Linked DNA regions of Mus musculus: all the other regions are linked to region 1. A link is a loop called in an ENCODE intact Hi-C map of the cell type or tissue named here. Cell type or tissue: left cerebral cortex. All regions are shown on one strand. Each heading gives the region's core, and the rest is flanking DNA. Links, peaks and the distances in the headings are about the cores only. Region 1 holds the start of D030074P21Rik (a long non-coding RNA gene). Region 2 holds the start of Gpnmb (glycoprotein (transmembrane) nmb). Region 3 overlaps Gpnmb (glycoprotein (transmembrane) nmb).

Region 1 (10,145 bases), core at 2,858-7,857:
TCAATTCCCAGCAACCACATGGTGGCTCACAACCATCTGTAATGGGATCTGATGCCCTCTGCTGGTGTGTCTGAAGATAGCTACAATGTACTCATATAAATAAAAAGAACTCTTTAAAAAAAAAAAAAAAAACCTGAGCTGGGTGTGTAGCACTCACAGCATGGGGGTGGGAGTGAGGGGGTACAGGTGGAGTGGGTGTAAGAGTGCCAGGCATTCAAGGCCAGACTTGGCTCCTAAGACTCTGTCTGCAAAAACAAAACAAAATTAAGACCCCTGAAGGGTTTCACTCCGAAATAAACTATGATTCTCAACTATCTTGACCTGTCTTTATTAAATAAAGACAGTAGTAAGCCAATCCTTCAAAGACTTCCAAGCTGGCAAGAAACAGTCTCTGCCTTGCCGTATCCTAACAAACAAGATGGAGCTGCCGTGTAATACACTTGAGGATTTGCACGAGGGGGCCAGCAGTCGGCTCCACAGTGTAGTGTTGCGGGCCAGTCTCCTCTCCCAAGGGCTCTGTGAAGAATCCTTCAGTAAAGCAATACCACAGAAGAATATACAGTTTGTCTGTTTAATTTTCCTTCCTGGAAACAGTAGGTGTCTAATATTTTGAGAAAGTAGCAGCTTTTTAAAAGATTTATTTATTTTATGTATGTAAGTACACTGTCGCTATCTTCAGACACACTGGAAGAGGGCATCGAATCCCATTACAGATGGTTGTGAACCACCATGTGGTTGCTGGGAATTAAACTCAGGACCTCTAGAAGTACAGACAGTGCTCTTAACCGCTGAGCCATCTCTCCAGCCTGAAAGTAGCACTTTTTAAAGAAAGATTTTAATTTTGTGTGTATGTGTTGTGTTGTGTAAGTCATATGTATATAGGTGCCTTGGAAGCAGAAGTCAGACGGCCTGGAACTGGAGTTACAGGTGGTTATGAGTTGGTGCTGAGACTTGAACTCTGGTCCTTTGGAAGAGCAATGCCTACTTTTAACCTGTTCTTTACTGCTGAGCCAGCTCTTCAGTGCCAAAGAGCATTTTACTGATACTGATCAAAGAACTTACCCAAACACAAGTCTTGACAGGAAGCCAAGTCCCTCACGGTCAGCTGATCTAAGAAAACACTTCATTCCTGCAGCTAAGGTGGCCATCAAAGGTAGAATTTACAACTGAAGAGCCTGCTCTCATCTGGCATGAGATTTTCAAAATTAAGGAAGAATTTAGGCACTTTCAAAAGATCGTATTTCTTGTAGCACAAGTTGAGTAAAATGAAAACTATACTTAACTTCTCCCAGCATCCAAAACAACCAAATGACTAACTTTAAGGAGCTAGATGTGGTGATATATGCCTGTAACCCCAGCAGTAGGGGAGGCTGTGACTAGAGAATTTAGAGTTTGAGGCCAGCCTGAGCTACAGAGTAAACTAATTAAAACTAGCCTATGCTATCCATAATGACTTGACCACCAATTTCAAACTCTGTTTGTCAAATCATGATGTTCTACAGAAGATCTAAACTTCACCTCATCCTTTTGCTAAGACAGCTCTAGAGGATTTCCCAAATGCATGTTAGTAAAAAGCAGTATGACTTGTTTAAGAAACTGAGCTCACGAGCTGGGCATGGTGGCGCACGCCTTTAATCACAGCACTCGGGAGGCAGAGGCAGGCAGATTTCTGAGTTCGAGGCCAGCCTGGTCTACAGAGTGAGTTCCAGGACAGCCAGGGCTACACAGAGAAACCCTGTCTCAAACCCCGCCCCCCAAAAAACAAACAAGAAACTGAGCTCACCATGAACAGAAATAGTGAAATGCACCAGACATGGTCAGATGTCACAAACAGGTTTTGTCTGTTAAACAAGACGATTTACTGAAGTTAGGGGAATCTTCCAGCTCTAACAAATTAGAAATAATAAACTTATAACTGTTTCTAGAAATTAAGAGCCTAATAAATGAAATCTGGAAGAAATGTTATATTCCAGGTCATTGAAATATCATACACCCATTCTCTTTCAGCAGTAGAACCAGAATAATGAGTTAGTTGCTTATTTTTCTTTAAGAGATATATAGATGTGGTCTCTATGTCTTTAATCCCAGCACGCTGGAGGCAAATGAAGGCAGATTGTTTAAATTCTTGTTTTCAGTTTTATTTTATGTGTATAAGTGTTTTGCCTACATGTGTCTATGCATCTTGTAGATGACTGGCGCCTACAGGTCAGAATTGGATGTTAGAGTAACAGATGGTTACGAGCCACCATGTGAGTCCTGGGTCCCCTGCAATAGCAAAAAAACGAGCTTAAATGTTGGGCCCTCTCCTCTGCACCAAAGACTGAGATTTAACACCACCTCAACTCACATACTCATCTACAGCACGGAACTCCTGAGCAGGACCCAACCCAGGTGACTATACCTCCTTTTCCAGTCTATTTAACTTTTCCTCAAAACACTCCCTCTGACCATTGTAAAGAAAGTGTTTTTTTTTTTTTTTTCCCATCAAGGCAGTGAACCCAAAAAGGACTCGTTACTCCCTGATCCTTCTTCCCCTTCTCCTACCTGCTGAAGAGCCAATCACATCAGACTGTGAGGTCAAACTCTGATCAATGAGATGAGACACAGTCACTACCTCAGTTAGGGATGAAACACAAAGGCTATCTCTGTTCCTAGTCTCTACTCACATACACACACCTTTCCCCCACTCATTTAGAGACTTGTTTACTTTTGTTTTCTGTGTATGAGTCTTTTTACCTGTATATACATATGTGCACCACATGGGCACCTGGTGCCTACAGAGGACAGAGGGAGCATTGGATCTGCTGGGGCTGGAGTTACCTTATATGGAGCTGCCATATAGATGATGGGAACCAAATCTGAATCCTCTGGGAGAGGAGCCAGGGCTCTAAACCACTGGTCTATCTCTCCAACCCCTCTGGCAAATCCTTTTTACAAAAAGAGCTTGCCTTGCCAAGTTACTTTCACTTTGCTGGTGAGTTTCTTTGTATGGCACTGAGCTAGTTCTCATCCCACACATCACCATGGTGTGAGAATTAGCTCACCCTGTTTCAGTGGCTTCTCCCTCCTCCGACAGAGCCTTAGGCTCAGTCCCTTGATGATCTTGAACAATTTGATGGTTTCAAGCACATGAGTCAGTCTCCATCCACCTTCTTCATTTCTTTGAGCTCCAGACTGAAAGATACAAATGCCTTCTCCATCTCTTTTTTATTTCTACTAGAAAATTGCTGAAAGTAAAGTTTCTACCTTCCACCCAGAGTCTGTCCCTTCTCCAATCATGGTCCTCTTCCACACTGTTGCTCTAACCAAAACATCTTGTCATCCTTGATTCTCAACATTCTGATCTCATTCTTCAGCAGTTACTGAGACTGCTTCTTAGAAACATACAGAGCCTTGGCTAATACAAACACATTTCTTCCAAGAAAATAAAAGCAGAGATTGGTTCTCCATTTCTACTGATAAAAACAATTTTAAAATGTTTTCAGTACTGAAAATTGAACCCTGGACTTGAATATGGTAGATAATAAACACTCTACCACTAGGGTACACCTTCAGTCCAATTTTCATAAATTTTCTGTTCCAAGCATTTGAAGCCAGTAGCCCCTTTAGCAGAAACAACAATTAATGTTAAAGATTTTTCCCAAATATATGTTAAGACTAGAGATAATTCTGGGCCACACAGCAATGCCAAAAAATAAAGGCCTGGGATATGAAGCTGCAGGAGAGAGCTTCCTACTCTGACTGTAATCCCCAGCACCTGTGTAAAAATGTAAAGATGGCTACCACCCACCAACCCCTCCCATGATGATCATGTACACAACTCTACCATCTGCAGACAGAGACTATTTCCTTATCTTTCTTGCATCCAGTTTGGCCTGATAAATTTCCTTAATGAGACAAAGATAACAACGTGCCAATCTCAGGGGAGGGATGTGGAGGGGAGGACCTTTTTTGGCTACTAACTGACACCACCAAGATTTTACAAGGATAAGCACCAAGGGTCCAGTTATGAGGGAGATTCCTCTAGGACTCTTTATTCCAGTTTTAGTAAATCACCCAAAACGAAGTCATGTGGGACAGAACCAACCACCTAACAGACTCATAGAAACAGAAAGAGTTGTGGCGCTCGCCTTTAATCCCAGCACTTGGGAGGCAGAGGCAGGCGGATTTCTGAGTTTGAGGCCAGCCTGGTCTACAGAGTGAGTTCCAGGACAGCCAGGACAACACAGAGAAACCCTGTCTCAAAAAAAAAAAACAAAAAAAAAAAAAAAAACAAAAAAAAAGAAAAGAAAAGAAAAGAAAAGAAAAGAAAAGAAAAGAAAAGAACCTGCAGTGAGCCTGGGTCATACAGCAAGATCTACGATTCAAGGAAAAGGAAAATCTACACTTGGTCGTTTCCTCTTACAGCTCTACTACGGTTTTCTTAGTAAGTTCAAACTATTTCCTAATCAAGTTAAATGGTCTCAGGATAATTCTTTAAAACATGTACAACTGGTACGGGTCGTGTGTCGTCCGTCCCCGTCCCCCCCCCCTTCAGACAATAAAATTCACATCCCATGTTAATATTTGATACTATTTATTCACTAATGCTAAGCACTTACCAGACAGAACATCAGGTCATGATAAATTAAACCTTCCATTTTAACAGAGCACTACAAAGTATGCCTACCACCAGCCTTCGAGCAAAACCCTGGCAGTACAAGCCAATTAATTTGTAAACATCGGACATACAGGGCAGAAATCCTAACTAAGAATGCAATCCTTTGGTCACTGCTACCACAGTGCCACCTCCTGTCTTGTGACTCTGGAAGCTTGAATCAGAGGCAACAGTTGATAGAGGAAACAGAGCTAAGAATAGCACAGCCAAACCATCTTTCTGCTTCTCCTTCCTCGCAGTCCAAACCAACTGTCAGAGTGAGCAAACAGATAATTCATACCTGTCAAGAATTAGTTACTGCTAGGGAAGCTGCTAAGGACAACTGCAGGGGAGTTTCTCACCAAAATGGAGGTGGTTCAACAGCCTCGCTTTAATTCAAGATCCCGGGCCTATGACAACACACACAGCGGCGGGGCTCACAAAGGGCTTCAAAGCATGGCAAAGATAATTTTCCACTCACTGACTGCCTGAAAGTTGTACACAGGAAAAAGGTGGGGGAAAGCTACGTAACTACCCTGCTACAGAAATTTTCAAGTGAAGCTCCACAGAGGGAAAGCACTGGATCTCTGTACTTCCAAAAGATATTTTTAATCTGAAGCCTATCCAAGAACCCATTTGCTTCCAGGAAAGTGCCCAAACCTCGGAACGAATGATGCCCCTTAGAGTTTGTCACAAAAGGCGTCTGGTCCTGAACAAGAGTCTCAGCAGCCACAAAGGTAAAAAACCAGGGCCAAGAGCTGAGGACAGGCTCCCTATTCCTATTGGCTCTGAGGATGGGCTCCCTATTCCTATTGGCTCAGAGGACGGGCTCCCTATTCCCATTGGCTCAGAGGACAGGCTCCCTATTCCCATTGGCTCAGAGGACAGGCTCCCTACTCCCATTGGCTCCGGATGCATGTGATATTTCAGTAACATCTTTCTCAGGGCAACTGTGAAAAAAACATAGAAGAAGCTACTTAGCAACATCCATTTGCTTCCTAAAAGATCCTTTTAAGGCCAAAATAAGAAATCTCACAAATTCTAACTATATTGAACAAGTAGGAAATTGGGGGAAAAAAAAATCAAAAAATCCCTCCAGCCACAAGCACTTAGTCACACAGTGCCAAGTTTATGTTGTGCACTGAAAAGATAACTCTGCTTGAAATTCCTCCCCAGCCAAGTTCCCTAACGTTAAGCCACGATTCAAAAGTGAGACTATCTGTCCCAGACCACTAAGGAATAGCTTGTGTTTAAATGTTCAATGCTGAAAACAGTGTTTGCTATCCTGACTCTGAAGCTGGCCCCACAGCCAGCAGTTACAACGTCCTGGGCTAATGGGCACAGGGCATCCTTCTATTCTACACTTAACAGCCACTGAGGCAGCACACTAGGTTTTTAAATAGCCACTTACAGTGAGATGAAATTAACGTCCCAGCAACTTCTACTCAACTGACACTGCAAGCACAAGATTCCAGTATCAAAGTAGGTTGTTCTCTTTATCTTCTTGTTAAGAATATGAAGTACTTGAGTGTTAGAACCACAAACTAAGGATCTTTCTTGGTTCATATTAACTATAACATCTTATGATTTTTTTTCTCCTTTACTCAAATATTTATAACCAAGGTTAATAGCTAAATAAATCACAACTCTGATTAAATATGAGTAGGCTGTGAAAAACTGAAAATAGGAAAAAAGGGATCATGAATCTGAAAGTCATGGAAATTTAGCTAAAACCACCATGTCTCAGTTGTGCAGTGTCAGCAACTTTACATTTCTTCTCTTGTGCCCAACAGCCCACAGCATAACGAAAACAGGGCAGCGGTACCTTGTACATAAGCAAACAGCAGAGTCCAGAAGCCCTACAGACACCACAGGCCCTCCCAAACAATCCTTCCTAGGACTGCTACAATCCTTCCTAGGCAAAACTTCTTCCTCACTCACCTCAAATCCGAGAGTTAAAAAAAAAAAAAAAAAAAAAATCAGGCCTGCCTCTGGAAGCTATCAAGCCTTCCCATGCTGTATCTTTTCTTGATTTTGGAACTGAGGGTGTAACACCATCTCAAAGTCCAAAGCATGCTTCTTTTCTGCAAACAGGGATCCTCGGGCCCTGTGCACTCCGCTGTAATCTACAACAGAGGGGCGTCTGAATGCAGAAAAGCCACATTCCTTCCACATTCCCTTGAGACTTCAGTAATGGGGAACTAAGCTTGGTTTGAACCAAACTCAACAATACCCCCTTCCTGCACGGGTCCCGCCCAGCTCAGCTTGCAGCCAGCCTGCAAGCATCCAATCACCTCTGTGCCTGCTCCCCTGTCCATCCCTCTCAGTGCGGCCAGAAACATTCCCCAGCACTCGGCTCCTCCCGACATGCCTTGCAAACAGGTATAAAGGTCACTGCCCTGCAAGTAGGCGTGCCTGCCTCAGATGCCCACATAGTGGTGGAAAATGACTGCAAAGCATAACAAACTCCATCCCAAAGTTCAGCAGGCTACCCTGACGACCAATCGATCTGACTGTGCTGTGCAATCAAGTCACTATCAAAGCAATCCACATGATCAATCACTAACAAAATAATCCACACCTTGCCATAGGTGGGTGAGTGCGCACATAGGGGCCAGGTCACTTCCTGGCTCTTCCAGAGCCTGTGAAATGATGGAAGGGTCCAGATAAGAAGAACTGCACAGCTTCAAGGGTCAGTGAAAACTAAACTATAATGGAGATGAACACTAAAGTTTCCAGAGAGACACAGAAGTCTTTATGCAAAACACTTCAGTAAAGGATTTCTAGCACTCAACTGCTCCCAAGTCAGAAAAACAGAAAGGTACTCCGTCAGCTCACTTCACTCTACCTGTAAGGCCTACGTCACTGGCTAGTAAGACCACATTTAAAACCCTACGCATTCTGGTAGTGGGGTGGGGGGCCAGGGCAGGAAAAGCTTCTGTTGTTATTAATAAACTGAAGAAGCAAGCGTCCAGTAAACATTTGCCCCCACTTGTTACTATCTCCTAGTCTTCCAAAAGAGGAACCCTGCAATTCAAACAGTAACAAGTAACTGTTTCCAGCATAAGCAAAGCTTTAGGAGGAAGACTAGCAGTTGTTACCCAAGTTCCTAAATTAATTCTCCACACATGGGAAGACATTAACTTCAAAAATAAAAAACAGAGGATACAGCAAACTGAGGTCAACCCATTAGCTGGAGCTGAAAAACTCACTTAATGTTTTTAAATTTAAAAAGACATTTAATGTTTTAAATTCACAACAGTCCCTTTGTTAATTATAATCATTTGCCCTGCCCAAGGATTCTGGAGTGGAAGGCCTCTGGCATGCTAGGCAATCATTCTACTAATAGGGTACAACACCAGCTCTTCGTTTTGTTGTATTGCTTACTTTTAATTCTACAGTGGATTTAAAAACCAAGAGCTAAGGGTGTGCCTCAAGTGGTAGAGTGCTCGCCTGCATAAACCAACCCCTTGAAAGATTGGGGGGGAGAGGGGAGTGACGGGAAGGGGGCCGGAGGGACAAGCACTAAGACACACTGGATAAACATGAAACCAACTAGCATGTGTGCAATAAGGTTCGTTTTTCCAAAATGGCTGATTCACAGGCTAGGTCTCTAAACTTCTTAAGGGCAAATGAGTTGTGCCTCAATTGTTTAAATTCCTATGAAACCAAGATCAGTTTGATACTTTTTATCCACATCTACTTTAGAAGAGTAAACAAAAATAATAAAAGACTACATTCTACTATATGAAATAACTTGACCCTTATCAAAATAGACCTAAATCTGGTTACACAAATATCTTTCCAATTATCTTAGGCGAAATTAAACAAGGACTTAAAAAGGAACCTACAAGTATCCACACTAGTTTATTTCTAAAACGAGGAGTGTGAAGTGATTCATGTGGAAGAGAGCTTCATTCAAAACAGTCACACAGCATTCTTGCCCTCTGTCTCTGCAGGGCAAATCCCTCTGTCCCCCAGAGCACACTCTCAGAAACACTTAACCAGATACACACAGCCCTGGTTTGAATTAACTTCAGGCTTATTGTTTGCTCCAGGTTAGGAATGGGGGAAGACTGAAAAGCCAGCCAGAAACCCTAACCCCACCTTGCAAAACCCAGCAGGCTAACCTCAGTCTTTCCAGTTAAGAGTTACAGAGTCGGGGGGGGGGGGGGGGGGGGGGAGGGCAGGGAGGGAGGGGAAGGGGGGCGCTTCTCCAAAAAGCTTCAGTAGCTAAAATAGCCTGCAAATATTTTGTAAAGTGACAGCTACAGATGCTCTCATAGAAGAGAAATCTCAGTGAAGTTGCAGATTCCCCCAGCCTTCACCGTCTCTTGGTGATTATTTGTAAGCAAAATACACCAAGGGACAGGAGGAGCTGGAACAAAGGCACTGTTAGGAAAAAAAAAAACAACAACAACAAAAAAAAAAAAACAACTTTGGAGTGTTTGAAAGGCCCCAGGACCCCAGCATTCACTGTGTTCCAATGGCCGCTGGCTGGCCAGTGAACCAGGGCAAAAGCAACTGTGTTCCTCCTCCTGTATTAGAAGCGCCCACCACGGCGGACCAGCTTCTCCACATCTGTCCTGGACCTGTCTTCTAAATCCCGTAGGTTCCCAAAGACTATTGGCTTTTGAAACTCGGGCTGCCAGTTGAGACCTAAACCTGCTCTGCCAAGAACATGTAGCTGTGAGAGCTTCCTTGACAGGCTTTTAAAACAGCAACAATAACCCAGAAGCAGGGGCCGCAGGCAAGCCCCCATTTACGTCCCAGAATTATCAACGCGCGCGCACACACACCTGCCATAAACTTAAAGGCAAGCAGAAAAAGAGCTAGCTGAACCGTGGCCCCAGCGTGTAAGCCAAAGGGTCCGAGTTTGCATCTGTGTTCTGTGCTTCCTCCCTAAAAAGCGGCCAGAAAAGGGTAAATCCGCTCACCTCTGCCGTTTAGGGACCGAGTGCTCAACTTCCATCGGTTTCCCATGTAGTTCCATTTTACCTGTGAACACACAAGAGGCAAGACGACGGGCTAAATTCAGCAGCTTTCCCCACCTTGAAATCTACAGTCTTTAAGAGAAAACACACCCTGCTTCAGTGACCTCAGCAGGGCCCCAAGATTCCCACCCGACTCAAGGACAAGGGAGGAGCAGGGCAAGGAGAGGGTGCAGAGCTGACCCTTCGGGTGGGTGTGGCTTTTTAACTTGCAGAAAGCTGGGGAGGGAGAGCAAGAGTCAGGCTCACCACTTGGGTTGCAATTTTCGCCTCCTGACCCCCTCCAAGGGCCACCCCGCACCCCAAGGTCTGCAAGAGACACACCCCCAACAAACAGCCTGCCATGGGGGCGCGCGGCCTTCTTTCTGGTCCACATCCAGGTTGGCCTGGAGCACTGGGCGATGGGATTAAAGAGCCAGGGTGCCAGGAGGAGATTGGGCGGCCGGGGTGCTGGTCCACGCGCGCTGACCCATCAAGGCGCCGGCCTCGAGTCCAGCTGGGGACGGTGGAAACCGAAA
Region 2 (10,145 bases), core at 2,495-7,494, 170 kb before region 1:
CAGTGAATTATTCCAAAATTTTTACAAGATGATGTTTCTTTGATAAAATAAGGTATGAATATACCTCCTCAATGTCCTGGATCCTGGATATGTTGGCAATTTCTGATTGTCAAAAGCAGATTATCCTATGTATAGCTCTTTGGAATCATAAACTTCCTTTTAAAATGTTCCAGGTATGAGCGATTTACCTTCGTGAATGTTCGTGTACCACAAGTCTGATGCCTAAGGAAGTCAGAAAAAGGTGTCAGGTCCCTTGAACTGGAGTTACAAATGGCTGTAAGTCATCGTGATGGTGCTGGGGATTGAACCTAGGCCCTCTGCAAGATGAAGTGGAGGGAGAGGAGGAGAAGGAAAAATGGGGAAGAGAAGGAAGAAGAAGGAAGAGGAGGAGGGTGAGATGAGGAGAAAGATGTGGAGGAGAGAAGAAAAGGAAGAAGGGGAAGAAGAGGAGGAAGAGGAAGAAGAAGAGGAGATGATAGTGATGATGGTGATGATGGTGATGAAGATGATGATGAAGAAGATGATGTTCCCATTTCTTGTTCATTTCTGCCTAGTGGCTACCAACTCTGATGATGGGGCAAGGAAGGCACAAAGTAAAAGATAATTTAATTGTTGCAACTTCCTAAACAAAGACTTATTGAAGAAGAGCTTAATATCCAATTTACTTAAAGACAAAGATCACTTATCTAACCAAAAATGCAAACCAGAACTGTATCTGCGACCAAGGGTGCTAACACCTCAGGTGTTACCAGGAGGTTTGCCCAAAGTTGAAAACTTGTTTCAGTTTTTACATTTGCTTGGGGGTTGGGGATAAGGGCACATGCCACGGCTCTTGTGTGAAGATCAGAGGACAACTTGCAAAAGTTAGTTTCTTCTTCCCACCACACAGGTTCCAGGGATTAAACTCAGATCTTCAAGCTTGGTAGGTTAATGTCTTCACCTACTGAACAAGCGTACCAGCACAAAAGCTCGCTTTTCTGATTTTTTTACTTTTGTTTTGTTTTTGAGTCAGGGACTCACTCTGTAGCCTTAGCTTCCCTGGAACTTGCTAAGTAGGACCAGGCTGGGCTTGAACTTAGAGACATCCAGATGCCTCTGCCTCTCTAGTGCTGGGACTGAAGGAGTTCACCGACATGTTTGTTTATTTTACTTATGAGTACATGGTAGCTGTCTTCAGACACACCAGAAGAGGGTGTTCATTTTTAATTGAAAGGTTACATGTGTGTAAACAAGCAGACAGAGCTCTGTATATGATTTATGTTACACAAAAGCAGTTCTTTCCCTTTCTCCTCTGCATTGGAGACTTTTGCTTCTTTGTGGTTGCGTCCACTTCTGCTCCACGTGGTTTTCCCCCACAGGAGCTCTGGTCCCTGAATTACAATGGACTGTAAGTCACTGTGTGCCACAACCAAGACTTCTCCTGCCCAGAAAACAGTCTTAGGGATGTGTCCTGACAGTGAGAGGGTCACAGGGCCAAGTTTCCACAGTCTACAACCAGAAACAGCTTAATCACATGACATTTATGTTCCAGAGACGGGTGATTTCACACCTAATGCTTGCTCTTTGGCAATACAAGTGTGCTTCCCACAAGTCGCCTGAAGTTACTTGGAGCAGCTATCTTAGAGAAGTTACCAAAAATGATGCAGTTCGTTCTGGGCATTCTGCAGAGCCAGGTCGATATGCCAGAAACTTTAGCTTTGGGGTACATTTCTCCTCTGCTTGAAGCCCGTGGGCTGTCCCGAACTTGCAATTTCTGACATAGCATGCAATGTTTGTATGCATGCATGCACAGCACAGTGGCATTGACTGAAATGATACCTTGGATCTGTCTGTTCTGGGGGAAGAGAACGCGGGCTGTCCAGATTCTGGAAAGATGTTTCAGTGTGAGTACCGAAGTGACACAAAAGAGAAACCACAAAGTCCACCAACGACCAGGTTTCGTTTGGTAAAGAATGTCAGAACAGGATGTTAGAAAGCTCCCTTTAAGCTAGGAAAGATGGAGGGGGAGGGAGAGAAAGGGGGGAGGAGCAAATGTGGCATCACAAAATGAAAACACCGTGCATCCGAAGTCAATAAATAGATGCCAGGGGCAAGTGACTCATGAGCACGAGTTGTTAAGCGATGGAATTTGGGAGATCAAGCCACACTGCTTAAAACATCACATGATCTCCCTCTGGCCCCGTATTTCATAAAACAGAGCGGATCGCAGGAGGCCGACACTGTGACTCCTGGTGGATGGGACTGGGGAGTCAGAGTCAAGCCCTGACTGGTTGCAGGCGCTCGGAGTCAGCATGGAAAGTCTCTGCGGGGTCCTGGGATTTCTGCTGCTGGCTGCAGGACTGCCTCTCCAGGCTGCCAAGCGTGAGTCCCGTCCTCTCTGGGCGCTTACACTCGTTGACCCAAATGATGGGCCAGGCCCTTTGACTGGAGTTTGGGGGTCCGCAGACAGGGTCTGTTCCAAATGCTGGGAGTGTGTTCTTTGCTTAGGACTCACGGAGAGCAAAAGCCACGAGGCCCCTGGAAGCTTTTTCCACTCTGGCCAGATTGAGGCTGGAAGGGGAGGACAGCCTGTACCCCAGAATAAAGCAAGTCTCCCAAATCACCCTTATCTGCTTCCTGCTCACAGGGCGGAGCTCTTAAATGAGGCTCTGGCTAACTTTGCGGAACTCCCCCATCCCACCGCATCCTCTGCTCGCTGCAGGGCCAACTGCTGCTTCAGTGCAGATACTGAGGACTCTATGCAGATACTGAGGGGCTCCACCCTGGGCGGATTCTATGGCAGGGGCCCTACTAACAAAGCTTCCTAGTGAGTGGCAGAGGCATCTTTCAGTGTTGGACATACTGGTCTAGCATCCTTGTCCTGACCAGGGTGTAGCTGTCCTGTTCTTAGCGGAGCTAGTGAGCAGGGGAAAGAGAAGGCCCCTCACTTCCAGGGGCCGGAGACCAGCCCGGTCCAGAACCTTGCCTTACCCCGAATGTGGCCGCCTGGCTGGTTGCCAGGCAGTTCCAAAGGAGAGGAGTATCTCGTCACCCCCTGCCTTCTCTTGTGCAAGGCAGGTCCTCGGGTAGGTTGTCCTGGCTGGGGTGGATCCCAGGCCAGGCAGAGTGGAACCGCTGTGGTCCCTGCACCCAAGAATTGCCAGGCAAAAGGGCAAGCAGCCCAGCCCCATCACAGCCGCGCCCCGAACCAGGGATCCTCAAAGCCAGTGATGCCCCAGACTTGGGGCGTCCTGCCTGAGACTCCACCTCTGAGTTTGGATTTTAAACCCAGAGATGGCAGGCAGCGGGTTGACAAACGGAACGGCCCATCTTGTGTCTAGGTGTGGTGCCTTCACAGAGAGAGGGGACTCTGACCTTGGAATTATCCAGTTTCCCCAGATGAGAAACCGGGCCACAGGCCACAGAGAGGGCCAGGAATTCGCTCAGGTCACACAGAGAGCAGGCAGTAGGGAAGCATGCCACCTCTCCCTGGCAGTTCTTCCTGCCAGGGTTTGGGATAGGACAGACTTGAATATGTGCCAACTGCTAGGCTGGGCCATGAGTGAGTTAGCTTCAATAAATTTCCTTTTCCTCGTTTACAAAAGTGGGCTATAGAGTCTTGGGAGATCAGCTAGCAAGGGCACGTGGCCAGAACACACATTCAATGGCATTTTTAAGGACAGAGCTACACACCTCTGTTCCCCCTATCCCACCCTACCCCACTCCATACCTCCTGCCAACAAGTTATAATAACCTAGAGGAATAAGAATAGGAAAAGCCAGCAAAGACCTTTCACCCACAGTTTGAGGGTCGGTAAAACAGTAGCCAAAGCCAGGATAAATGGTTCATGTCTTTAATCCCAACACTCAGGAAGCAGAGGTAGGTAGATCTCTGTGAGTCTGGGGTCATCCTAGTCTACATAGTGAGTTCTAGGACAGTTTGAGCTACATAGTGAGACCCTGACTTGAAAAAAAAAAAAAAAAAAACCAACCAACTACCCCCCCCCCCAAGGAAAAACAAAACAAAAACCCAACCAGTAGCCAGAACTTGAAGGGTATGGACTTTTAATAGAAGTCTCAAAGCCCCAGGCATTCTTGGGCTCATCTTATACTGTACTAAATATTCCAGACACAATGAGCAAGCCCTGTAGGGGTTAGCAATCCATAGGAGGCAGGTAGTGAGCAGCCCGAACATGAGGAGTTGGGGTGAAGAGAAGGTAACCAACTCAGGGTTACCTCCACTCTGCCCCCGCGCCCCATTTTCCCGTTATAGTTTGCTTATTATCGGGCTTGTCTGGTTGTAAGTTGAACTTCCATGTGTTAGGCTAACGGTGTACTCATGTGAAATTGAAAGGAATAATTCAGGCAGATTCCAATACAACCTTTACCCATGCCCTTTTATAGCCAAATACCCTCCTCTACCCAGCTCCAATCCCTGGCCACTAGGAGTCTGTCCATGTAAATATCTTAGCATTTCCAGAATGCCACACAAGGGAACTTAGTCGTATGAACTTTAGACATCGGCTTGGGTTTCTCCTCAGTGTGAGTCCCTGGAGATCTATTGACATTGCTGTACCAAATAGGTTGTTCCTTGTTCTTTCTGAGTAGTCGCCCATGGTCATAAAGTACCACTTTAACCGCTCACCCACCAAAGGACAGAGAGCTATTCCAGCTCAAGATGCTACGACTCCTCATGTCCATTTCCCTCGGATTCGTACTAAAAAGTACAATTTGGACAAGTTATATATAATGCTTACGCTACGTCGAGTCTTTGTAGAATTTAGCAGGGTGGCTGTGCCTTCTCAGGTTCCTGCCAGAAGTGTGTGGTGGCCCAATTGGTGGTAGTGGCTCCATAGGTCTGCAGGGGGGTTCGTCAACAATCCTCTAGTATTCAGTGTCCATACATTCTCTGAAGTGTTCTCTCATATCTGTTCCCATTTTCAAATTAGAATTGCTTTTTAATATTGGTGGAAGTTTGGTCTTCTCCACTCTCCTTTACTTCTTTCTACTGGATGTCACAGGGCAGAAGTTTCTTACTTGAGTAAAATTTCATACATCATTGTTTTTCTTTTATGGATTATACTTTTGGTGTTCATCTAAGAAGTTTTGCCTCATCCTAAATCCTTATGTTTTCATCTCTGTTTGCTGCTCTTTTAAAAAATGTATCTTTTCTTTATTGGGTTAATTTTTTTTTTTTTTTTTGAGACAGGGTTTCTCTGTTTTTAAATCTTTAAAAAGTCGTATTTTATTGTAATGGTGGTGCCTGCAGAGGTCACAAGAGGGCGCCAGATCTCCTGGAGCGGGAGCGTTTGTGAGCCCCGGACATGGCTGCTAAAATTCAAACTAGAGTACTGTGCCACTGAGTCATCTTTCCAGCTCCTCTGTTGAACGAATTTGTGTCTCGTGTGAACTCTGCCAGGGCAGACTGAACGGGTCAGCTCTTGGCTTCCCTGTCCATCCATCCCTGTCCCCGCCGCCCCACGCTGCCCCCCCCTACCCCCCCGTTTTTCTCTTTGACTTCTGAACTTTAGGAACAGAGGAGAAATCGGGTGCGATTTTGTCGCTGTTGTTTTTCGTTTTCTGGTAGTGCTGAAGTTCAAACCCAGGGCCCTTGCAGGCCAGGCAAGCACTGTACCACTGGGTCACACACCAGCCTGACCTTGCTCTGATTGCGTCTACCTCAGAATCTGTGGACTCTGAAACAGTGAAAAGAGATTGTTCTGGGCATGAAAGGAGCTGAATCCACTTTTGCATCGGATTGAAGATGATCCTGGCAAATCCCACCTCTCTAGACCTAGATGTGTTCATCTCTAAAGTTAGTTTGAATGGAGGCAGCTTAACTCTTCCCTCATATCTCCAACGTGAACTTCCATTTACAAACGTTTGTTGATAAACCTTGTGCCCATTCCTCAATTAATGGCTGTTCTAGGTAGGAACAGTCCTGACACTGATTTGGGGTGTCTGATTTGAAGGCCTGAGATCACACAGCCTGTTGATGACAGAGCCCGTGTGCCATGACTCCTAGTCAATCCTATTTGTATTGCTTGCCTGGTTAATAGGTGCATGGCCTGCTTGGCACAAGTCCAAATTCTATATGGGGCACCTGCCCCCCCCCCAAAAAAACCTGAGGCATACACAATAACAGGACATCCACCTCTTTCCGTGCAAAGAACGTAGAGACAGATAGATAAGATGGATAGGAAATCCATCATGATGGATAGATAAGAGACAGGAAAAGGGGAGATGGATAAAAATCAAGATGGTAGGCTCAAATGCAGAAAGCCTGTCATTACATCATATGTACATTACCTCAGTGCTTCAGATAAAAGTTAGAGATTTTCAGATTTGATTTATAGTTGCACAACTATGTGCTAAAAACAAAAAACACCCTCACATTAAATAAGAAAATATACAGGCTAGAAGTAAAAAAATGGGAGAGTAGGGTCCAGAGAGATGGCTCAGAGGTTAAATTCCCCATACCCACATGGCAGCTCACAACTGTCTGAACTCCAGTCCCAGGGAATCTAGTGCCCTCTTCTGGAATCCAGAACATGGCCACACCAGGAACATAGTTCACTGACATAGATATAAGACACCTACACATAAAATAAGAGTAAAGAAGTCTTTTTTGGAAAAAGTAAAACAATGGAAAAAGTTTATGTACATATGCATCTGTTATATATAATATATATTAAACACTAGCAAAGTAGCCTTCAGTACAACAAATATTATCAAGAACAAAGAGAGGGGACTAGAGAGATGGCTCAGCAGTTAAGAGCACTGAATGCTCTTCCAGAGGTTCTGAGTTCAAATCCCAGCAACCACATAGTGGCCCACAGCTATCTAAAATGAGATCTGATAGCCTCTTCTGGTGTCTCTGAAGACAGCTACAGTGTACTTATATATAATAAACAAATAAATCTTTTTAAAAAAAAGAACAAAGAGAGTTAATTACTAATAAAAACAGTCAATTCAATCAAGAAATCCATAATTCTAAATGCAGCTAGACCTAACAGTAGAGTTTCTAATGCATTTTTAAAGACTTGGAACTAGTAAAGGAAATAGCTCCAACCCTAACCCAGATAACATGAGGTTTTTATTTGATTAGTTTTTGTTTTTTGAGACAGGGTTTCTCTGTGTAGCCCTGGCTGTCCTGGGACTCACTTTGTAGACCAGACTGGCCTCGAACTCAGAAATCCGCCTGCCTCTGCCTCCCGAGTGCTGGGATTAAAGATGTGCACCACCATGCCCAGCTCTCAAATAACATTTTTTAAACCTCTCTATTTAACAAGCAGAGACTATACAAGGGCTTTTTGAGGGGGGGCGGGTCAGGGTGTTTATTTTTAAGACAAAGTCTCTCTTTAGCCCAGACAAGCCTTGATTTCACGGCAATCTTCCTGTCTCCACTCCCTGGTTTCAGGTATGATGCAAATGCCTTACTCCACAAATATATAGAGAGTGTTCACCACGATGTATGCACAGAGTTTTACCATGGGATCTCCCATGCTAACACACTTGTCTTTTGGCATCCTGGGAGCATCCCCAAACTTTGCATCCTGTAGACAAGAGGGTAAAGGCCTGGGAAAGATTCAAAGCTGTACGAGGAAAATGCTGTCCAAGTCTCCTCTTGATACTACTACTGAACCTAAATATTTGGAGGCTATGTTAAGTAGAGCTTAGAAAGGGTGGCTGCCAAAATTTTCTCTTTAAGGCTCATGCCTTTAATCCCAGTGCCAGAACAGCCAGGGCCGTGTAGTAAGATGCTATAAATATCAAAAAATAAATGTTTTTTGTAATTCTCTAAAAACACTTTCTGTAGACTTAGTTTATGTTCATATTTACTTATTTGTACTGGGCAGAGGGACGGGCACACATGTGTGGAGGTCAGTGGACAAGTCTGTGAATCGCTCGCTGCTTTCCTTCTGCCATATGGGTTCCAGAGAAGGAAGTCCGCGGTAAGGTACCTCACCTGCTAAGACTGCTCGCCAGCCTCAGTAGACATCTGGGATGGGGACTAAAAGTGTGCACCAACATACCCATGCTGACTTTTTTTTTTTTTTTCCTGAGACAGGGTTTCTCTGTGTAGCCCTGGCTGTCCTGGAACTCACTCTGTAGACCAGGCTGGCCTCGAGCTCAGAAATCCGCCTGCCTCTGCCTTCCAAATGCTGGGATTAAAGACCTGCGCCACCACCGCCCGGCGCAGACTTATTTTTAAGCACATTTCTTCACTTGCTGTATTGGTTAGATTCTGCATGTGCTTCCCAATGATTGAAATGAAAAGCTCCATCGACCATTCACACAGAAGTGCTGAGAGGTGGAAGGAACTGACAAAATCTGGTTTTCAAATACTAACACAGGATTTCGTGATGTGCTGGGCCATGAACAGTATCCCGATCACATGAGAGAGCACAACCAATTACGTGGCTGGTCTTCGGATGAAAATGAATGGGATGAACACCTGTATCCAGTGTGGAGGAGGGGAGACGGCAGGTGGAAGGACTCCTGGGAAGGTAAGTGGGAAGCTCCTCCCCCGCAGCCACCGCTGCACTGCATCAGAGAAGGCAACCTCCTCCGATGCCAGGGCTCCGGGTCCTGTGAGTGACAGTGCGCTAGGCGCAAAGTGAGCAGCCCCTGGGCTTGGCAAGCTTCCCTCCTCCCTCAACAGCTCCACTTTCTGAAGGGTCACAAAATCACTTGGACTTTAGACGTGTCCAAGGTCTTTGAATATTTTAGAGAGCGGCCAGATTCGCCCTCCAGCCTGTTGACTACCGTAGCGTAGGCACCCTCAGAAAAGCTACAACATGACCTGGTCGTCCAGAGATGCTGGGAGGCTTACCAGAAAGTGAATCATCCCACACAGGCCGGGAGTCAAGTCTTCTGGTCATTTGGTTTTCAGATTAAAGTCTACAAACTTTCAACACGTGCCTCTTCAATCCAAAAGGTTTTTTTTTTTTTTTTTTTTTTTTTTTTTTTTTAATGTGTGTGTATTGGTGTTTTATCTGTGTGCATATCTGTGCACCACCTGTATGCCTGGTGCTGGGGAGGCCATTAGAGGGCATTAGCTCCCGTGCAGCTGGAGTTATAGATTGTTGTGAGCGATCATCAGCCACGTGGGTTCTGGGAGTTGAACCACGATCCTCTTGAAAGCAGCCACAGAGCCATCTCTCCAACCCCCTTTGTTCTTATCGTCAGTGAATACTTTTTTCTATGATTAGAAAATCCTTTAGCGCCGGGCGTGGTGTAATCCCAGCACTCGGGAGGCAGAGGCAGGCAGATTTCTGAGTTCGAGGTCAGCCTGGTCTACAAAGTGAGTTCCAGGATAGCCAGAGCTATCCAGAGAAACCCTGTCTCGAAAAAACAAAAACAAAAAAGAAAGAAAGAAATGAAGGAAGAAAGAAAATCCTTTAACTACTCTTACTTATTTTTTCTATGATGTTGTACTGTGAAAGCTAACATTAGCATCAGGAAATCACTAACCACTGTAAAGAGGCATGTGGGTCGAATGGTCCTTACCTACAGACAGAACTCTATTAAACACTTGGTGGGAAGCCTGCGAGGGAAACGCACTCTGTTCTTTCCTGCCCTAGGAGGCCGTGTGCAGGCAGTCCTGACCAGTGACTCACCGGCTCTGGTGGGTTCCAATATCACTTTTGTGGTGAACCTGGTGTTCCCCAGATGCCAGAAGGAAGATGCTAATGGCAATATCGTCTATGAGAAGAACTGCAGGAATGGTAAGGAGGGTCAGCTCTGCTCCTGGAGCTCCGCTCACAATCCTAAAGCCCATGGGATCGGTCACCACCCCAGTCATCCTCCTCCTCAGGGCCACGTCCTTTTTAAGTAGCCTATATTCACCATACAAAACATTTCTCCTACTGTACGTTGTGGACTTTGATCACAGCCACTTTGAAGTCCCTCTCTCCCCATCCCTGGTCCTAGCTCTTCCCAGGTAACCCCTAGGAGCTACACTATGGGGACAGAATGAACTCAGCGAATGAACACTTGCCTAGAGTGTGTAGGGTTTGGGTTCCATCCAACCCCTGCTCAAAAACCCAACCTACATCTCCTCCATTGTCACACCAGCTTGGACTGTGTCTCTGGACAACGAATGTATTATTGTCCATGTTCAGGTTCCTGTATTAGCTGAAACTATTTTGGCCAAAAAACAAA
Region 3 (10,145 bases), core at 2,302-7,301, 150 kb before region 1:
CCTACCTCCCAGTACTCACGAAATTGATACAGGAGGGTCGCAAGTACAAGTCCAACTCGGGTATAGCACATAACAAAACCTGAGAGAGAGAGAGAGAGAGAGAGAGAGAGAGAGAGAGAGAGAGAGAGAGTGTGTGTTAGTTCAGTCAGTCAAGTGCTTACCTTGCAAGCATGAGAACCAGAGTTCAGATCCCCAGAACCCCCACAAAAAGCCAGGAGTGGTGATGTGCACCTGAAATCCCAACAATGGTAAGATGGGAGGTGGAGACAGACAGACTCCTGGAAGCTCACTCACCGTTCAGTCTAACACACTTGACCAATTTCCAAACCAAAGAGAAAGCCATTCTCAAACAAAAAGAGGAATGACACCCATGGTTTTCCTTTATCTCCACATGTTCACAAGTGCACCCACACCCACACAACCCCCCACACACAACCATGCACACATACAATCATACACACATGCAACCATGCACACACACAACCATTTACACACAACTATGCACACACACAACCATGCACACACGCAATCATGCACACACATGCAACCATACACACACATGCAACCATGCACCCACACAGAGCAGTAAGGAGAAAAGTCAGAAAAAGAAACAAACAAACAAAAAACCCAAAACCAAAACAAAAAACAAAAACAAACAAACAAACGAACGAAAAACCTGTAATCCAGTGAGTGTTCTAACTTATTAACTCAAATTTCAAAATCAGAATTTCAGAAATAGAGAACTCAACCGAAAACTCACTGATATTTAGCTGAAATTCTCTTTATTGATTGATAGTCACTAAGCTGTCTGCTTCATGCTCAGCACAGAGCTCTGCACAAGACAGAAGTCACTGACTAAGGAACAAAACAGGGAGGACCCCTGCTTCCCTGAGCAGTAACAGATGTTATAGGAAAACGTTTAGACCAATTCAATTTCACAGTTTGTTTAAGCACCAAACTGAGCAACACTGGAGTCAGAAGTGGCCCAGACCAGATCCCATTGACAGCTCCCCAAACTGGCTGTCAGAACCTAGGAGCAACCATTGCTGACTGCTAATTGAGGCCTGGAGTCAATCAATTAAGCTGCTTATGGTTGACTGAAACTTAATTGTTTTTTGTTTTAAAGGATTTGGGGTGTGGGTGTGTGCATGTGTGTGTGTGTGTGTGTGTGTGTGTGCTCTCAAGATCGTGTGCACATGTATGTGCATACAGGTGCCCACAGAGGCCAGGGGAGGCTGTCGAAGGACCTGGATCTGGATTTACAGTTGGTTGTGAACATCTAGACATGATTACTCAAAGAACTCAGATCCTCTGCAAAAGCAACTGTGCCCTTGACTGCTGAGCCAACCTCCCAGCTTCTTGGCTGTTGGTTTTTGATGTTACTTGGGGTTTTTGTTTGTTTATTTTTTGAGATTTTTTTTTTCTTTTTTGGTTTTTCGAGACAGGGTTTCTCTGTGTAGCCCTGGCTGTCCTGGAACTCACTCTGTAGACCAGGCTGGCCTCGAACTCAGAAATCCACCTGCCTCTGCCTCCCAAGTGCTGGGATTAAAGGCGTCTGCCACCACTGCCCGGCTTTTTGAGATGTTTTAAATTTTATTTTATGTGTGTGTGTATTTTGCCTGCATAGACATCTGTGTACCACACTGGTACAGTTCCTGTAGAGTCCAGAAGAGGGCATCAGATCCCCTTGAAACTGGGTTATTGTGCTGCCATGTGGGTGCTGGGAATTGACCCCAAGTCCTCTGAAGAGCAGTTAGTGCTCATATGCACTGAACCATCTCTCCAGCCCCTTGTTTTTTGTTTTGAGTGTGTATGTGTGTATGTGTGTGTGTGTGAGTGTGTGTATGTGTGTGTGTGAGTGTGTGTGAGTGAGTGTGTGTATGTGTGTGTGAGTGTGTGTGTGAGTGTGTGTGTGAGTGTGTGTGTGAGTATGTGTGTGTGTGAGTGTGTGTGTGAGTGTGTGTGTGAGTGTGTGTGTGTGAGTGTGTGTGTGAGTATGTGTGTGTGAGTATGTGTGTGTGTGTGTGTTTGTGAGTGTGTGGGGTGGTGGTGGTGTTGCTTACCTATGAATTTGTCAGTTAGGTCCCAACTCAAAATATATAATCAGACTTATTTTAAACCCAGGCAAGAAACAAATTAACAAGATGGTATCTTGAAGAGAAAAAAAAAAACAGTCAGAGGAAGGAGAGGAGGGAGCTTGGAGTGGAGGTGAAGGCAGTGGTTAGAGCCCTAGACAGGGTGTGGGACAAGTCTTGCTGTTCTGTAATACCATCTTGGTAGAGGGCCTCCTGGGAACTAAGACCTAAACATAAACAGTGAAATCACACCAAGGCTACTGTTAGAGTCTTTGAAGTTTCATTCTGTAAGCAAGGGTGAGGCATTCACCTGTGAGAAGATCTTATCATCACATGATGGAAAGACAATTGTAATCGGTAAAGAGGACCTTCTAGGAGGGGTCTGGAGGACCAGATGGTGACAGTGGCAGAGCAGAGGCAGCTCGGATGACCAGATATGCTTTGGGATGGAGACAGAACTGGCTGGTTACAGAGGAGAAAGAAGACAAAGTGTCTGCCTTTGTGGTCATTGGTACAGATGAGACGAGGGAAGGAATAAGACACAATGTGACCCAGGCCTAGGAAGAGGCAGGCAGGGTAGTGACAGAGGAGAGATGGTTCCCTCTGAAACGCTCGAGGGCACAGGGCGACTGAGGAAACCTGAGAGAAGCCAGGGAAGGGCTGTCCCAGCAGGGGCTGTGCACGGTTCACAGAATTTCAGAGGTTTTAGGACAGGGGCAAGCACAGAGCCTGAGATGAGGCCAGAGGCCAGCACAATGGAGTGTGAGAGCCTTTTAGCCCCTTGGTGTTGAAAGCAGTTGAAAGCGGTTGCTCGTTTATTCAATAGCATCACAAGCAGATGTCCTCCAACCATGGAGGAATGCAGCCTAACTCATGCAGTTTTCCTTCTGCTTTAAAGACCCAGACTCCCCTCTGAGAGCAGTGAATGGTGTCCTGATCTCCATCGGCTGCCTGGCTGTGCTTGTCACCATGGTTACCATCTTGCTGTACAAGTAAGTTTCTGATTTTAACACTTTACATCTCTATAGCAGATAGTCAAAAGCAAATAGCATTCGTCTGTATGAATGTGCCATTTTCCTTTCTTCCTTTTAAATATTATGTGTATGAGAGGAAATGTGGTCCATCGAACCACAAATACCAAACTGGGACCTATTAATTTTACTATGGCTTGGGATTTGTTTGTTTTAATCCTGAAAGTGCTACCAGATGTCAGTAACTTGACAAAATTGGTTTTTGTAATGTTTAACGAAATCTCAAAGTGAGTGCTTCTTGCTTGAAGAGAAAATAGCTATACTCTCCTGTGATGCTGGTGTGTTCCAAGCGACAGACTGGGTTGGGTGGAATTCGCTCTTTTGCACCTGTCATGAGAAACGCTATAGAAAGGAATTTAGTTCAGCTGAAGATATTTTTAAAGTCCTGTCCAACACATTGTTTTCAGAAAACACAAGGCGTACAAGCCAATAGGAAACTGCCCCAGGAACACGGTCAAGGGCAAGGGCCTGAGTGTTCTCCTCAGTCACGCGAAAGCCCCGTTCTTCCGAGGAGACCAGGAGAAGGATCCATTGCTCCAGGACAAGCCAAGGACACTCTAAGTCTTTGGCCTTCCCTCTGACCAGGAACCCACTCTTCTGTGCATGTATGTGAGCTGTGCAGAAGTATGTGGCTGGGAACTGTTGTTCTCTAAGGATTATTGTAAAATGTATATCGTGGCTTAGGGAGTGTGGTTAAATAGCATTTTAGAGAAGACATGGGAAGACTTAGTGTTTCTTCCCATCTGTATTGTGGTTTTTACACTGTTCGTGGGGTGGACACGCTGTGTCTGAAGGGGAGGTGGGGTCACTGCTACTTAAGGTCCTAGGTTAACTGGGGGAGATACCACAGATGCCTCAGCTTTCCACATAACATGGGCATGAACCCAGCTAATCACCACCTGAAGGCCATGCTTCATCTGCCTTCCAACTCACTGAGCATGCCTGAGCTCCTGACAAAATTATAATGGGCCCGGGCTTTGTGTATGGTGCGTGTGTGTACATATTCTACTCATTAAAAAGGCAGTCTAATAAGCTGTGTGATTATTATATTGGGGAGAAAATTTTCCCTGTGTAGTTCAGTGAACTACCCATCCATTCATTTATCCATGGACACTTATAAAGCATGTGGTGGGCTGCACTTGACCTATGAGACCTTGTCTATTCTATACCAGCAGACCCTTAATAGCAACCAAGTGAGATCTGAGAGTCCAGACTGTATCTACCTTGATGAAGGTAGACAACTGGATAAATATGATGGTATTATAGAATGACTGCTCATTTTTGAGGCATTGTGGAGGACCAACATTCAGTCTGGTACTTTGACACCCCCCCCCCCCACTAGGTGGCCTAGAAGCAAAAAGAAGCTTTTTGTTTGGAAATTGTCTCCAAAGAATGTAAAAATTGCTGACCACTTAGGACAGGGCCTCTCAGCCAGGAGTGTTTGGCAATGTTTGGAGAGATTTGTGGTTGTCAAAACTAGGGTGGGGTGCTACTGGCATCTAGTGGGGAGAGCCCAGGGCTGCTGAACACCCTGTGCCTGCGGGACAGCCCCACAGCCAAGGAGCCCAGAGCAACTGAAGGAGTCCTGGGCACAGGCATCCCAACAGCAGCCTTGTATCTGAACCGAGCCCTGACATCTAAAGCTTTGTGACCTAGTGACATGGCATGTTAGGAGTCTTTTCTGCCTCTGTCTCAGCTGTAGAAGGGGTATGCTGTCCCTCTCTGACTCACTTCACATGGCCGCTACTGCTCCTGATGGAAGAATGAGTGCAGGTACAGCCTTGTGTTACAGTCTCAGCCTGGGGACAGAAACACGTGAAGAAGCTTGATTGATTGATTGATTGATTGATTGATTGATTGATTGATTGATTGATTGATTTTTACATACTAAGGAGCCCGTTCACTAGTACCCAAAACAGGACATTGATTTCAGGTTGCTGCAGAATCCACAGACCGCTTAGACTCCACCCCATGGTTCCAAACACTGTCTTGTGGAGGTGGGACCCCATAATTTGGATTTCTGAGAAACCAACAGAGAATCCTTATTCTGCTGGTTCCAGGACAAGAATGAGCAAGGCTGGGCTTGGGATCACTTCCTTGCTCAGGTCAACAGGGGGCAGCAGAGAACAGCAGATACAGAACAGCCACCAAAGCGGCAGGTCCATGACTTTGTTTATCTAGCTTCATCTAAACAAATTTTAATCTAGTAGTAGGAAAGAAGTCTGAAATAGTAAATTGTGTCGATTTATATTTTCCAAGTGACCCTGGTAAGGGAACTGTCTGCAGAATGGAAGAAATAGCCTAAGAGACAGGGATGGCTTGATTGATGTTGGCTGAGAATTAAAACTTCTCACGAAAAGTACATGTGTATGTAACAAATTATTCCAGGAATTGCTTATTTCTAGGGCTTTTATAAATGTCTGCATCCTAAGCATCTCTGAGTAATTCACAAATATCTGTTTCCCTGGATTGAAATTCTCATAATCTGAAAATCCCATAGTTTGAAGGCGATGCACTCAAAGTACCCATCACACACAGAATGCACAGAACTCTTAAGCTCAAGTGACACAAAGAGCAGATGAAAAGACAGTCTTCCAGAGGATGAGGGTGACCTCCTTTGGGGGAACCCTAGTGGGGGAACAATTCTTTGAAAGTGTTTTGTTGATGTTTGTTGTTGTTGTTGTTGTTACTTGTTGGGTTGTTTGTTGCAGTTGTTTGTTGATGTTAGCTGTTTGTCTGTTGTTTGCTGTTTGTTTATTTGTTGTTGGTTGGCTGGTTGATGTTGAAGGAGGCTTCCAATGCTGCTGGAATAAATACCATGAAAATTCAAAGGTCTGCTTCCAGGGATCAACCGTTGCAGACTGATTTTGCTCATTTAATCATCTTTTATTGAATGCTAGGGTGGTTCTGGGTCTAGGAGAGAACGAAGAGATAATAAGAGACACAAAACTGAGTTTGTGGAGCTGGGATTCCAGACCAGCACAGTAAGCCACTGCTCATGTGGTCACTGCTGTGACTTCACTGACCTGGGTTCTGGCCCACCCACTGGCCTCAGCTTCACCTGCAAGGGCAACTTCTGTTTGTAGTCAATAGCCATCCCCTTTATCCTTAAGATTCTACAAGGAATCAGAGCTCTCCTATGGGCCCTGTGGTGGTTTGAATGAGAATGGCCCCACAGATTTATATATTTAAGTGCTTGGTCCCCAGTTGGTTTGAGAAGAGTTAGGAGGTGTGCCTTTGTTGGGAGAGGTGTGTTGCTGGGGGAGGGGTTCATTGCCAGGCCCAGTCTTGCTCTTTTTGCCTGCCTGCCTGTGGGTAAGGATGTAAGCTCTCCATCCCACGCCAGCCTGCCACCATGCTTCCTGCCACGATGAATATGGGCTAACCGTCTGAAACGGTAAGCAAGCCCCTAATGAAATGTTTTCTTTTATAAGTGTGTCTTTGGTCGTGGTGTCTCTGCACAGAGGTAGAACAGTAACTCGGGCAGGCCCTTTGCACTTGCATGGCTTTAGTACTTAGCCAGTTTTCAGTCTGTGCCTAACTTCCCCAGGCATCTCACAACGTCATCTACAAACCAAACTGCCCTTATACTACCAATGCAATCATGCTGTTCAATACAGCTACACGGATGCCAACACAAATATCAGCCCTTGAGTCCAGTCTTTACTTTGAGTGTATGCGTGAAACAAATTCTGCTTTCCTGAAAAGACAAGAGCTGTTGCTGAGCTCCACCCCCCTCCCCCCACCAGACAAGATCTCACTGTGTTACCTAGGCTAGCCCTAAACTCCAGGGCTTAGCTTTTGTGGCAGGAGGTTTCTGTGGTTGTGGAGACAACGGTAAACTCTGGCTTGGAACTGAACGAGTGTAGGAAAGTAGACAGGGCTAGAATGGGACAGCCTGTGTCATCATGCTGTCGCTAGCAAGATGCCCAGAGCCTGTCTCCCTCTCTGCCCCTCATCTGTCAAATGATGGAGAGGACAGGGAGGCCACTTCTGAGTCTTCAGGTTCTGACGCTCTTCTGTGGAAAATGGAGACAAAGTTAACCGTTTTTCCACAGAGCCGCTAGGAAGCTAATATACTCCACGTCAGGCAGATTTCAGTTCCCCTGCCAAAGCCATGCTTCTGCCCATAAGCAACGTATAGTTTTTATACTTCTAAATGGCTAGGGGAAAAAAATGAAGAGTCATAGTTGGGTTCCATCCCAGCACAGAAAGAAAAATAAGCAAAGAAAGCAGGGAGGGGAAGCAGAGCCATCCCAAATGATACAAAACAGTTATCTGAAATGCAGAGTTCAGTATGCGTAAGTAAAGATCTACTATTCTCTCTCTCCTCTTCCTCCCCTGCTCGCCCTCCTCTTTTCCACCATTTCTCTCTCCCTCCTCCCACCTCCTTCCCCTCCTTCTCCCCCTCCTCCCCCCATCCTCGTCCACCACCAGACAAGATCTCACTATGTTACCTAGGCCCTAAACTCCAGGGCTTAGTGGCTCAATAGTTTCCTCTCTTCCTCCCTTCGCCTCCAAGTAGACATACCTCAGTGCCTGGACAGCCACATTTCATTTATGTGCTCTCAGCTGCTGCTCAGCCATTACAGCAGCACAGCTGGGTAGCTCTGACACAGGAGCCTTCAACACCTGTATTTGCTGCCTGACCCTTTACTGACAGCCTGCCTATCTGTGACCTAGAGTAGTTCTCAGATCCAAACTATTAGGAAAACAAGAATTTTTCAGAAAACTTCAAGTCAATGCTTCTCTTCTCTCCTCTCTCTCCCTCTCCCCCTCCCATTCTCTCTGTGTATGTGTGTGTGTGTGTGTGTGTGTGTGAGAGAGAGAGAGAGAGAGAGAGAGAGAGACTGCTCAGAGGGCCAGAGAGCAGCAGATCCCCCTAGAACTGGAGTTACAGGCAGTTGTCAGCTGCCTGACGTGGGTGCTGGGAACCAAACTGGGTTCTTCTGCAAGGCAGTCACTTCTCCAGCACCTAAGAATCCTGTCAGGAGGAATCTGAATAAGGACTCACCAGCTTTCAACACTTGATTGAGCTGGCAGGAAACTAAAAGAGGATTCTTTCATGACCCTACCCCCACCCCCAAAAGACAACAGGAGAAAACCAGCACTGAGCCAGAGTTTTCTCAGGAGGGGCAAATAAACAGACAACCTGGGGGCCTTCAAGTGTGGATGCCAAGACTCAATTTTTGGGACTGCAGAAATGGCACAGTAGTTAAGAGCACTGGCTGCTCTTCCAGTTCAAGGAATGGGGTTCGATTCCCAGCACCCACATGGCAGCTCACAACTGCCTGTAACTCTAGTCCCAGCCCTCTTCTGGCCTCTGTGGTACACATATGTACATTCAGTCAAAACACACACACACACACACACACACAGAGAGAGAGAGAGAGAGAGAGAGAGAGAGACTCAGTCAGTCTTTGGGTTGAAGATCAGTAAATGAGGAAGCCTGGACAGAATGCAAGAAGCCCCATGAGCCCAACACTGCCAAAATGATTCTCCTGAATAAAGCCAGGATCCTTATTAATAACCTGGAATGAAACAGAGAAAACCCACACACAGGCAGCAGAGAGACCCACTTGGAAGCAGGGCATATGCTGGGGCCTACAGGGTCTAGAATTCCTAACCTGTGATCTCAAAACAAGAATTTACAGGGACTGGAGAGGTGGTTTTGCTGTTTAAGAGTGCCAACTGTTCCACCAGGAAACCCAAGTTCAGTTCCCATGTCAGGAAGTTCACAACTACCTCCTGGAACTCCAGCTCCAAGGAGCCTGGCATCCTGCTCTGGACTCTAAGGGCACTCAATGGATATGGGGTGAACATTTATACAAACATGTAAACACAAATAAGTTTTTAAAATGAACATAGGTTAACACAAAAAAATAAGAGCTAAACATCATGTTTAAAGTAGTTCTGGATGCATCTGTCTGCCTGCCTGGCAGAAGCCGTGTGAACTCTCTCTGCAGGAATGCCAAGCCACAGATAAAACCTCAAGAACATGGGCTCACAATTAAAAGCAACTCACTGAACACATGACAAATAATCCTTTATGAATGAGCCAAGAGAAGCAGGCTGGCAACTACTGCAGCAGATAATGGGCATAAAGCATGTCTCATCTGAGCATGGTGGCATAGACCCAGCCCAAGAGACTGAGGCAGGGTGGGGCGGGGCAGGGCAAGGCAGGGCAGAGCTCAAGAGTTCAAGGCCAGCCTGGGAATTATAGCAAGCCTTAGAATTTGAAAATAAAGTTGAGCCTACCTCATACATTTAGGAAGAGGAAGTTGAAAGAAACTGACAGACTGCTAACATAATGAAAGAAGCATCGTGGCATGGGGGCTTCCCCCGAAGAACTTTTAGAGATGAAAATTATAGCGCTAAAAGTTAAAAACAAATACAAATACAAACAAACAAAATCCATAATGTAAATTCAAATCATTATTCAATTTATGGCTAACCCTATCTAATTGATCTCTTTAGTCAATTTAATTTATTAAATCTATTGATTAACCTTGTGTATGTGTGTGCATGTATTTGTGTGTGTATGTGTATGTATTTGTGTATGTGTGTATGTGTTTGTGTGTGCTTGTGTGTGTATGTGTTTGTGTGTGCTTGTGTGTGTATGTGTTTGTGTGTGTGTTTGTATGTGTTTGTGTGTGTTTGTGTGTGTGTGTACTTCTGGGGTACATATTGCACATGTGGAGAATAGAAGGCAGCATTATGGAATTGGTTCTCTCTACCACCTTTACTTTCAGGGATCAATCCCAGGTCACAGAGAGTGCATTTACCTACTGAGCTCTGGTGGCCCTATTCACTTTAATATCTAAAGAAAATTCCAGAAGTTATAGCATTTTATCTAAAAAATATTTCAGTTTACTTTTCTATAAAACTAAGACCTTTTAACAAAATATACAATTATCTCATCACATATAAAGTAGTTAGTGAAAGAACCTAGTGGGGAAACCCCCACTCAACTCCCGATTCGGCGTGCACCCAAGAATCAGGAACAAACAGACCGTCTTGATGTAAATACACGAGGTAG

What was found. A loop is a pair of places that touch in the nucleus more often than their neighbours do. Peaks named below come from ENCODE experiments on the same cell type or tissue, not always from the same donor. Only the 100,000 strongest peaks of a DNase experiment are listed, where the experiment ranks them.
Region 2: it touches region 1 in a loop (2.3-fold over the local background); 2 of 42 quality-filtered maps call a loop at or near these places.
Region 3: it touches region 1 in a loop (4-fold over the local background); 20 of 42 quality-filtered maps call a loop at or near these places.

The regions. Positions count from the first base shown.
Region 1 is chr6:49,203,694-49,213,838 of GRCm38, forward strand. It overlaps Igf2bp3 (insulin-like growth factor 2 mRNA binding protein 3), which reads right to left. Exons shown (of 15, transcript NM_023670.3): 2 at 9,574-9,634. It overlaps D030074P21Rik (a long non-coding RNA gene), which reads right to left and starts at 9,567. Exons shown (of 2, transcript XR_869057.2): 1 at 5,297-9,567; 2 at 2,117-3,174. In left cerebral cortex, for the core only: a CTCF peak has its summit at 4,791 (motif pointing left); DNase peaks (open chromatin) are centred at 4,838 and 5,463.
Region 2 is chr6:49,034,432-49,044,576 of GRCm38, forward strand. It overlaps Gpnmb (glycoprotein (transmembrane) nmb), which reads left to right and starts at 2,087. Exons shown (of 11, transcript NM_053110.4): 1 at 2,087-2,361; 2 at 8,336-8,488; 3 at 9,566-9,709. The coding sequence starts at 2,292. In left cerebral cortex, for the core only: a CTCF peak has its summit at 5,253 (motif pointing right); a DNase peak (open chromatin) is centred at 5,278.
Region 3 is chr6:49,052,648-49,062,792 of GRCm38, forward strand. It overlaps Gpnmb (glycoprotein (transmembrane) nmb), which reads left to right. Exons shown (of 11, transcript NM_053110.4): 10 at 2,974-3,067; 11 at 3,514-5,535. The coding sequence ends at 3,667. Among named protein-coding and RNA genes, the nearest start is that of Malsu1, 16 kb to the right of the region's middle. In left cerebral cortex, for the core only: CTCF peaks have their summits at 4,586 and 5,215 (motif pointing right); DNase peaks (open chromatin) are centred at 2,995 and 5,212.